Regions from separate parts of the Homo sapiens genome. Here region 2 is linked to region 1. Evidence: chromatin contacts called from ENCODE Hi-C or POLR2A ChIA-PET data. All regions are on one chromosome and are shown on one strand. Each heading gives the region's core, a stretch centred on a gene start or an enhancer-like site at or near the end of the contact. The rest is flanking DNA. Distances are from core to core; before and after follow the strand shown. Region 1 has its middle 180 kb from the start of WDFY3. Region 2 overlaps ARHGAP24 (Rho GTPase activating protein 24).

The links. Hi-C counts contacts between places; a loop is a spot of excess contacts on that map. ChIA-PET counts read pairs that join two places held with the same protein, here RNA polymerase II (POLR2A). Pooled maps may share reads with other maps.
Region 2: a loop to region 1 is called in a pooled map, with 2.8 times the contacts of the local background. The contact joins two enhancer-like sites. A Hi-C loop is called at or near these places in 1 of 50 pooled maps. POLR2A ChIA-PET finds 5 or more read pairs at or near these places in 2 of 52 experiments (activated CD4-positive, alpha-beta T cell and common myeloid progenitor, CD34-positive).

What each region holds. Positions count from the first base shown.
Region 1 is chr4:85,144,395-85,150,076 of GRCh38, reverse strand. No RefSeq gene overlaps it. Among named protein-coding and RNA genes, the nearest start is that of WDFY3, 180 kb to the right of the region's middle. Within about 2 kb of position 2,361, at least 2 of the 41 ENCODE cell types and tissues checked have a DNase peak (open chromatin) inside an H3K27ac peak, as active enhancers do.
Region 2 is chr4:85,723,562-85,729,243 of GRCh38, reverse strand. The region is part of intron 3 of ARHGAP24 (Rho GTPase activating protein 24); the gene reads right to left. LOC124900728 (a long non-coding RNA gene) reads right to left here. Exons shown (of 2, transcript XR_007058169.1): 2 at 4,600-5,682. Among named protein-coding and RNA genes, the nearest start is that of MIR4451, 3.9 kb to the right of the region's middle. Within about 2 kb of position 3,368, at least 17 of the 41 ENCODE cell types and tissues checked have a DNase peak (open chromatin) inside an H3K27ac peak, as active enhancers do.

The DNA.
Region 1 (5,682 bases), core at 1,112-3,611:
TACCAAAGGGAGCTACTGAAAAACATTGCTTCCCTCAATTTATCAAATGAGAAAATATGAGCAAAAAAGAACAGTTCCAAGTTTAGTATTTCCAATTTCACATCCACTGTGGTTTTAAGTTTATATAGTGGACCCCATGGAATTATTTGAGCATCTGAGCTTAAGAAGCCAAGAATACAATGTGCCTTAAAGCAGGAATTGAGTCATATAAAAGGCATGAAGAAATCAAAAGCAAAAGCACAGCTGTAGGGTGTTGGCAGTGACAATCTGTACACAACATTGGAAGATGAGCTACCTCTTCCTTTCTCCCCCATCATCACACATTCAGCATCTCTTGTCAGGCTGAAACATGCAGTATGGTCATTTGAAGGGAGCAATGTGTAGAATTAGAAGTCAGAGCGCTGGTGCAGGGTATTTCCCCAATAGTATTTAATGAATCTTATAAAGTCCATTTTCATGACCACATTGACAGACCATGGCAACAGTTTTGTTGGTCTTTATAATTTAGGGCATTTTTTTTGTATGTCACTCAACAATCCTCTGATATGAACAAAAGAGACACTATTCTTTCCTATAAGATAAAAACAAATAAAAAACTGAAGCTTGGATAAACCATATCTATGGTTTACCCAAGATAAAGTCATTAGCCAACAACTTAGGAACAGATCAGAACCAGAATGCTAACTGCCCCCCACCTTCCAATTCAATATTATTTTCTGTAATCTATGTTTTATACAGCTGGCAAATTAAAATAGAGGTATTTTCTCAGTAAAAATTCAGTCCAGGTTTGACAGTTCCCCTTCTAATCTACTGTATGGACTATTTAGCCAACTGTCCTGTGCTAGGAAAGTACTCCCCAGCATGGACAAGGATATAACCCCGTTTGATTTCATTTATATCCCAAAGTGGAGTTAAATAAACAGAAAGACATGATCTACATTAATGAAAAAAGATAGATGGAAATTTTTTGTGTGTTTTAGAGCCACTTAAATGTTGCCAGTCTCAAATTATCTGTACAAGATTTAAAGTATGGAGTTGAAAAACATAACAACAGTGAAAAAAATCGGAATATACTGACTCCTCCCCTTCTCCCACCACCAATAACTACCTAACTTACAAAACTGCTCCTAAAGATAATCATACAAACAAGCTATAAACGCTGAATTAACACCGAAAATTAAAGTAGGGTAAGACAGAGAATAAAAAGATACTCTCTGACATGACTTCTTAAAGTTGTAATTAGACATATGTGAGTGTGTGAAATACACACACCACACACACACACCCCATGCACCACCCCAGTGACCAAATTCTTGTTTAATCATCAAGTACAACCCAGACTTGATTAGTTACCTAGGGTAGAGGAAACTCAAAAGACTTGAGGAGCTAGACTCTTTCAGATAATTTTGTCTGAAACTTTTTAGTGTTCCTTTCACTAAGGGAAGACAAATCAGAAACCCTTTTCCCCAACTCTTATATTTTTGAAGTAATACGTAGTAGGACAAAAATCTCTCAGGAAGCTAACTCTTCTATCAGGGATCAAAAATGAGAACATCCAGGTTTTGTATAATTCACATCTATTACACAACTAGGATTCTTTATGTCTCCCATATATTTATTCCTCTCACTCAACTACTGACAATCTTCTTTCATCTCATTACCTCATGGTCAGCTGAAAAGACAATGGTTAATTTGCAGAAATATTTTGACTCGACCCATGCTGACTATGTTTCATCCTTAGATAATTGCCTCCACAAAGATGCACTTGCCATTGAGTATGAGCTATAGACTAAAGGCCGTTATTCATAATTGAGGTTGACGCTTAACACAACCTCTCACCAACATAACATTTACTTTACACTCAGAGTAACAAAAAGGAAGGTCACAGGCTTAGTTTACCTGCACCTCAGCCACCTGAATATATTTGTGACCTTTGATTCACTGAAACATTATTTTTCAGAGAGCAAAATCATACAAAATGATCTTCATTTTCACTAACCCTTATAATTAAAAACTACCAAAGACAGAATAATATCCTTATACCAAACTTAAAACAACAGAAGTCTAGCAAAAACACAGCACACGTATTAAAGCCAGCTTATATCTCATAAGAAAGTCATTTACCCTCACAATTTTGTTTAGTAAGAAATATTGACAATTTTTTCCTAATAGAATGGGTATGAACCTTTACTGAAATAAAAGACTAGGATTTTATTTGAATCAACTTTTGTAGCTTACCTAAGCTATTCCTATTTACTTCCTACATAAGCGAAAGAAAATGAATAAATTGTATCCGGATACTCACAGCAGAGATCTCAGTTCTAGTCCCTAACATCAGACGTCGCGGCTGCAGACTGAAAATGTTACTGTAAGGAAGTACTTGTATTTTTCTAGCAAAGTAGCACCCTCTAGTGGCTTTTCAAAAATATGAAGGAGTACACGCCAAACGTGACATAATTTGTTTACTATCAAATTATGCAGTGTCAAAACACTCAGGTGAGAACAAAACCTTGCCCTTGGCATAACGGGAAGCATATTCCAACCTTGTTCTGTGTTGTTCTAGGGAGGCAAAGATGGTTAATCATCCTATTGCACATCTACAGTGTGCCTCTGAGAAAAATATGCCCTTCCCTGATAATAGTTTATTATTTTTCCATTATTAGTATTATGGTGCTATTACTATCATTATTGCTATTAATATTAATAGAAAATTACCATTTACTGAGTATTTACTACATGCCAGAAAATGTATTCATTGTTTTACATTCTTTACCCCATTTAAAATTCACTATGAGTATATAACCTAGTCTTTATCCTCATCTGGTTTTATTGATTAAATAGTCGAGGCCCATATGTGTAGTATGAGTTGCCTAAGAGAATAAGAAAAACTAAGATTCAAACATATCTTTATAAATTTGCAAGAACTCTCACAAGCCTGATTTCAACAAGCAGAAATTATCAATAGTTTTTACATGTATCCAGCCTCAAAGTATAAATCCAAAGAAATAATTCAATAACAATGAAATTAACTGGAAAATTTTAGCTAACACTTAGTTAAAATTTTAATTTAAGTTTGGGTTATAAATACAACCATTTCCCATAGTAAGTAAAAGTTAAATACCGATTCTTAGACAGCAAGGCAATAGTCTCTAGGAAGCCAGTTTAGTTCCCCCTGGCTCAGTCATGGTATTTTATTAAAATCGAGAGAGGTATATTTGTTCAGGTAGGCATTCAACAGACATTCATTGAATGCCTCTAGGAACTCTAGTTTTGATTGCCAGTGATCCAAGACCTTTGCACAAAGCAAGTGCTGTGTGAATACCAAGGAAGACCCCTGAGCTAAAAAGTATATATTTTTTATGGCTTCAAAATGTATATATTCCATTTTAAATGTCATTTGTCTGATCCCAGCAAATAAACACTTTTGATATTTACATAAGGTTTGAAGGAACTTAGAGACACAAACAGAAAAGAATATTTATTAAGTATCTGCCAGGTGCTAGTTAGTAGTCTATGCCCTTTACATATATCACTATGGCAGAGACTGCTAACTGTTCACCAACCATTTCCTCTTCTTATTAAGCACATAGCCAGACTACATTTACAGCCAACATTGACTCAAGTATGACCATGTAACGGGATTCTAATCAGAATCCAGTACTGTGAGCAAAAGCAATGTGTACCACTTCCATGCATCGCCCATGACAAACCTCCCTTTCAGGATCTTTCATGTTCTTTTGCCCTTCTGGATGACTGGAATGGATATATCCCACAGGCAACCTTGGAAGCCACATACTGCAGACAGCAGAGCCACAAGATGGAAAGAGGCAGCTTCGTCTCTGAGTCACTGTTTGGAATAAATGTACCTGACAATTAAGAGCATCTGTTTTGTAGTTTAGGTAAGAAGTAAACTTCCATAAATTTTGAGTTATTATATAGTTTTGCATTTGACTATTGGTTACAACAATAAGAATTACATTAATGCGATGATCTCATTTAATCTTCACAGCAAACTTAATAAGTTTATTGTAGGCTTATCCCTCATTTCACAGATTAAAAAAGTGAGGTATAAATAGTTTAATAACTAGCCCAAGTATTCACAACTAGTGGAATTCAAAGCTTGATCAAACCCAGATCTACCTTACTCCAAAATACATGCTCTTTTCTCTTTCTTATGCCAACAGTCCATCCTGTTGCCTCTTTTTTCTAGCAATCTTGCCACCTCAGCCCCTCAAGTAGCTGGGACTACAGACATGTTGCCTGGCTAATTGTTTAAAAATTTTTTAGTGATGGGATCTCACTATATTGCCCAGGCTGATCTTGAACTGGCCTCAAGCAATCCTCCTGCTTTGGCCTGCCAAAGTGCTGGGATTACAGGTGTGAGCCATCATACACAGCCCCACTGCTTATGAAACTAGCATGTTCCTTTGTATTAGTCAACTAATACATTGCTATAACAAATGACCCCCAAATCTGAGCTGTCTATTTTTATTTATTATTTCTCATTAATGCCTGTCAGCCTCAATTCACATTAATTCACACTGAAAGTCTTCTTCATCCTGGTACCCAAACTGAAGCAGCAGCCCTTATTTTTATCACATGGCAGAGGAAGGAGAATAATGAGAGAACTACATGATGGTTCTTAAAGCTTCTATCAGAAAGTAGTCCATGTTACCTCCACTCACATTTCATTGGCCTAGCAAGTCATTTGACCAAATCTGATATCAACAGAGCCAGGAAGCATAATCCTCTTACAGAAGAGTGGAAAAATAATTTAGAAAAAGAGTATGTTCAACCATACCTTCACTCTTGGAAACTAAAAGTTAAGAGAAATGTTATGAGAAAGTTAGAAACAATTAAGAGAAAATAAGTTGTGATCAAACTATTAAAAAGAGTAAGAGAGGCAAAATATCAACGAGATGATATGTTCTCCTTTAATCACCAGCAAAAAAAAGTAATAAAGCTAAGAATTAAAAGATATGACACGAATCCAACTTACACACCTGAACAGAAGTTAGATTTCTGAGTCATCTCAATGGCTGCTTAAAACACACACACACACACACACACACACACACACACACATACACTCTCTTAGCTATTTTAAACTATATGTCGTAGACTAACTCAATGTCAACAAAGAGAATATGGTATTAAATACACAAAACAAGTAGCCAAAGATGTGTTTGGCAATTAAGAAATACCAATGAGAATGGGAAAATGAGATAAAAAGTACACAACTTTCCTTATAAAGCCACAGACAAGCACATATGAGTTCAGTTCTGGCAGATGACATTCGCTAGTCATTTCTTTATCTCACAGATCTAGACCTACTTCTTTTAAGTATGGTCAATCTGTCTCGGGTTATAAGTGGCTTTATTAAATCAGACATATTGATCCAAATCTTTCATCTCAAATCTTTAAAATATTTGATGCAATTTGCAGGCAATAATAGCCAGTCAAACACAGAAGAGGCATTGTCTAATTCTGATTAACTCATCTCTGTTGCCTTATAAAACAAGTTGATCTGAGCATCACTATCTTCTCTGAAATCATCTTGCTTATTCTAGTTGCACTGAACAGTTGATAAATGGATGAGTGAATGAACAAAACGAAAATTCTCCACTTCCCAGCATTTTTTACTTATATACTTAATACTTAGGAAGTTCTAAAGTGAAACTC
Region 2 (5,682 bases), core at 2,119-4,618, 580 kb before region 1:
TTTTCATACCGTAAGCAACTCCTACTCACATTCTCTAAATGATTTGCACATATTAAATCTAAGCAAAAAAAAAATACAAGCTTCACGGCTGCCTACAGACTTAGGCAGACAAAAAAAGAGATTGTCACAGCTGCTTTGGGGTAACAAATATAATTGCATGGATTTTAACTTACAGAATTAACACAAAAAAGAAAAAAAGTTAAGATAAGGGAGTGTTGTAAAATTAAATGCCTAAGCAGCATATTTAACTGGTGATCAAGAAAGTGACTAAACTTGATGCTAAAACACAATTAAAACATTCCTACATTTTCATATAAAATATATGTCAAATATTGGCTTACATTTTCAAATGACAGCAAGTTAATGTAGCCAATGACGTTATTTATTCAACCCAGAAGGAGTCACAAATGCAGACATGTATGGTAAACTTTTATTGCTGTTGTTACATTATTATCCCAAAAACTCAAAAATTGGCCAAACTTTTTTCTTTCCCAGAGACACCCATGAATCTATCTCATAACTATTTATTTCTCAGCTGGCCTATTATGTAACACAGCTGCAGTAACCATCTAAGTAGGTTGAAGTTTTACTAAATTAAAAATTTTACAGCCTCCAGACCCATGAAATGTTCCATCCAGGAAAAGTTCTTCTGTAAATGTGCAAAATAGGTCTGTGGAGTTACACAATCATAGAAACAGGAGAAAGAACAACTGAATCAGAGAGGTAAAAGTCTAAAACTGATTGGTATAACAGATAATTACAAATAACAGTTTATGCACACATGTACATAGATAAAATAGATAAATGCATAGGAACATAGACAGATTAGCTAAAATAGAGATAAAGAGTGAGAGAGAGGTGAGAGAGAGAGAGATAATAAAGTCTTTGGTTCCCAATATAAACTATTATTCTTAAACTACAGTCAATGATTGCATTTTAGGGAATCTCTGAAGTCCTCAAAAGTATGTGCAATTTTGGTAGGTATTTGCCTTTTTTTTTTTTTTTTTTTTTGGCAAAAGGATCAATGCATTTATTAGATTCTTTAGGCACCCATGTCCTCTAACTTTTCACCTATCTCCTAAGAAATCCTTCTGGAAAAAATAATTAGAATGGAAACTTTTTAAAATTTGAAATGTACAAAAGTAACATGTAATTGTCTGAGGGTATTGGAAATAATTAGTATAGTTGTGGCTAAAGGTAGGATAAATAACATCTTTTTTTTTTTTGAAGGCCTAATTTTGTTTCCAGGCAGATAAAAATCACTTTAGATTATCCTTCAAAATTTATCTTATTTTTTTCCATGGCTACTTTTCATTCCTCATCCCCTTGTCTTTTGTGTTCACCTCTTCTTTTCTTTCCCTGGAGGAAGGAAGAGGAAAGAACACCTCCTACTTTTAGTTAATATTGATTTTAGGCACTGGGTCAGATGGGCCTTTTAGGGTCTGGAATATTGACAATTGCCCTTGAAAGCCATGAAGAATCTTTGCTTGGTGGATGGACTGAGTCCCAGCATATGATTAATATCAGGTGTGTTGGTTGGTGGTTAGACAGTGAGTGATAGCTTGGCCAGTATGTGAAGGGAGTTTGTGAAGAAGCTGAGAACAATTTCAGCAATGTATACTCGGTAATGAAAGAGAATTGGATCCCAGAGCGTTGACAGTTGTCTATAAGAAAGCACTCCATCCGTAGAATCCACCTTTGTTACCTTTATTCATAATAAGGAAGATCACTGCTGGAAAATGTCTGTTTCTCCCCACTTTTTCATGATGGGATTGTTGTAGCCTTAGAACATGCTTTCAAAAGAACTGTAAGTGGGCATCTCTATCTAGTGCCTATTTGTATTATATATTGTATTATAAATAGGTGCTAAAAAACAAAAATGCCTACTCTTATCAAGTGCCAAAATTCTCATTCTTAATGAATGAGTCTGGAAAGATACCAGTGTATCCATTCCAGTTCAAAAAATAACTTCACATGCTCATATTTCAGAAAATAGGCTCCAGGCCTTTTTTACTTTATTTTTTGAGATGGAGTCTCACTCTGTCACCCAGGCTGGAGTGCAATGGTGAGATCTCTGCTCACCACAACCTCCGCCTCCTGGGTTCAAGGGATTCTCCTGCCTCAGCCTCCTGAGTAGCTGGGATTATAGGCGCCCACCAACACGCCCAGCTAATTTTGTGTTTTAATATTCTATTGAAACGGGGTTTCTCCATGTTGGTCAGGCTGGTCTCCAAGTCCCAACCTCAGGATCCCCCCACCTTGGATCCAAGCCCCAACCTCAGGATCACCTCAGGTGATACCCCTACCTCGGCCTCCCAAAATTTTGGGATTACAGGCGTGAGCCACAGCGCCTGGCCCAGTGTTAGCTTTTTAACCTGGATCAAATTACTTCTCTGTGCCTCAGATCTGTCGTTTGCAGAATAAAGATAATGACATTGCTTGCCTCATAGAGTTGTAGTAAGGATTAAATAAAGCGATACGTGCAAACAGCCTGGAACATTGCCTGGAATACAGATGTCTAGATACTGATAAGGCTACAGACATTATAACGGATACTGTAGTACTCTCTCTAGATCCCAAAGACTGGTATATTGGTTGCTGAAGGCACAAAGAGATTCTCATGGGAATTGTTCTACAACGCAGCAGGAACAGCTTCACCCAAGTTTATCTGTCTTCCTGCTCCCAATCAATGACTAGTTAGCAAGAGGAAACAAAGCCCCAGCCCCTCAGTTTGAAGCAAACTTGAGAGGGATCACCGCCTCAGGGGACCCCACTGGATCAGCTAAGACTTCAGTTGCTACAGCGTTGCAGGGCAGGTGTTCCTGTCGCATCCTGCTTTCCTCACTTTCTTGCAGAAAAAATATCTTCGGAGAACCTTTCCCATGACAATCTAATGTCATTCTCCATCAGCGTGTTTCCTGGAATCCAATCTAAGATTATAGATAGATGTAAATAAAACGTTTTATCCCCATTATCCAGGAACTGCAGCTAAGGTCCACCCCCCACCCCCCAAAAGAGGCTAAAACTCCACATTCTAAGCTGAAAAGACCGATGGAAATTGCACCTAGCCACTTCTCTGCCAGGTTTACTGAGAGAAAGCATTGCACTTCTGAGAACCCAAATGGCCCTGACTGTTTTGAGGGGGAAACTAGAAAAGAGGAAGTGCTACTTGGAGGAAGCAGTTTTCAAAATCAGCACTGGTTTTTGAGGGGGAGGACTAGGAATTCTCCCAACTATCAGAACAAGAGTATTGCTGGTAAATTTTGATGTGTGTTAGAACAGTGACTCACTCCTTCTCTAAGTCAGGGACTCATGATGGCCTCTGAAGCTTGGCAAGCCACTGACCTTGCTGGGCACTGAAGCTGATAACCCCTGGAGAAAGTGACAAGCCAAAGGAGGCAGCAACAGTGGAACAGCCTGCATTTCCCTTACGTTGCAGGCCAGGGTACATGAGTTTCCTAGTTGCTGAATAAACACAAAGCAAGCAGCTGGCCTTTGAGGCCTTTCGCTGTATCCCATCCAACAGGACTATCCCAATGCTGGGAGAATACTAGCATGTGAAGTGGATTTCTAATTCCAGAGACCCTGAAAAATCCACAAATGCATCTGTGAAAGATTCAGCCTTTAGAGAGGAAAGTCTGTAACGACCAGTCAGTGTGAAGGGGCTATGCCCCAGCAGTATCATCTGTGTAGGAAGATCTCTACCTTCTTCCATCCGTCTCTTGGTCTCATCATCAGAAAGGAAGGCAGAAAAGTAGGAAAGGAAACATGTAAGGAGTTTCTCTTCACTTTTGCCACTAGAGTGACAAAGAGGTCTTTGCGGGAACAGGGGAGAAAAGGTCCTATGCAACAGGAAATAGTTCAACATAGCAGAGTGGGGGCAGTTTCATATGACTGAGATTCTTCCATAAGCCTGGTAAATATATGCACTTCAAGAAATATTTGTTTAGCACCATATGTTATACTGTGCTATTTCCAGGTGTTAGGTATACAGTAAAAAGCAAGAAAGATGTGGTTTCTAAATATATGGAGATACATATAGTCCTCCTTTGTCTTGTTTTGCCTATTTCTTGTCTGTTTCTTTGTCATTTTATTTTTTTCTCTGAGAAACTTCTTTCCTAAGAAAGCTAAGGCATCATTATTCCAATAACTACTCTTTATTTTTTTAAAACATTTCAAGGAAAATTCAACTAGAACACATTTAGAGAAGCAGAAACCAACTGCATGTTCTTTCTTCAAGAACTGTTCATTAAAGATTTGCCAATCTTTCTTTCTCAACCACATTTCCCAAAAGCTTGGACTTTGGCCATAATAGTTCACTTCAGTCTAAAATTTGGCATGTCTGAAAGAGAAGACTTCAAATTTGCCAATTTGGCTGATATCCCTTTGAATAACAAGTAGAGAAATAGGAAAAATTTGGAGCGAAAAATCTATAACTCATGGCATTATTCAGAGAGATAATTCATTTCATAGGATAATGAATCTATAGGAAATCAACCCTAAAACATGGTAGATTTATTTTCAGATAGGTTTTTACAAAAGCCTAAAATATGCATACAAATATAATTTGTAAACAAATATAAATAAGTAATACACAAAGACCTGAGACGCTCAATTTTATTGAAAATTCTTGTTTTTTTAATATGATTTTCCTTGGTTTCATGGGATATTTCAGCATAAAGCAAAAGCAAAAATAAAACAAAATAAAAATTCCTATATATATATATATATATATATATATATATATATATACACACATGGAAAAATTATAAGGACATACAGTGCACATATGGATAAACTGTATTCGTAACACACACACAAATGTGTACGTATGCATATAGTGCTAAAATATATGGCAAAGAGCTTGCTAGAGGCTTTTGTTAGTTTTGTTGGAAATCATTATGGGCAGATGAAATTAAAATATGTAATCCTCTCCTACTCACTCATAAACTCTGGAGAGTTAGGCTTGAGTTAGCTATCCGTAAAGATAGACACTTGTTGGGTTTGTAAGCATCATCTTTATGATAGATTTTCAGAAGTGGCAATTGAAAGAATTTTATAGAGAAAGCCAATCTAGAATAAATATGCTTTATGAGGATCTGCTGCCAGGTAGGCCCACGGCCTGCCGAGGGTTCTATACACATTACCAACCACATTTCTGCAATCCTTGCTGCCTCCTATGCATTCTGACAAATAAAAACACTCTGTTGTAACATCCCAAATTATCATGTTAAACAATTACACCATTGAAAAAATTGAAAAATATTATCTTGTCATTCCCATTTGCAAAGATAAAGTAATTGTTATGTTATCCCTAAATAACCCCAATAATGCAAATATTGATGAAAATAACCTGATACAGATCCCACATTATCACAGAAGTACAAAAGCATTTGCCTAGAAATGCCATCCTGATGTCAAGGGCACACCAGTAAAGCCCCAGTGACCAGGATGAATGACACAGACACTGGATTCTCAATGTAGTGCTTTGTCTTTCCAGCTCTGTCTTCAAAGATACATTTGGAACACTTCTCTTCACACTCCGTAAGATGATTTAGAATTATAAAACCTAATTTAGCAGCTATTACATACTGTATTAATAATTCAGGAAGCATCTTTTCAAATGATCTACTCACATACTATATTTAAGTCCATAATTACAGAAGCAAGCTTGAATTTCCT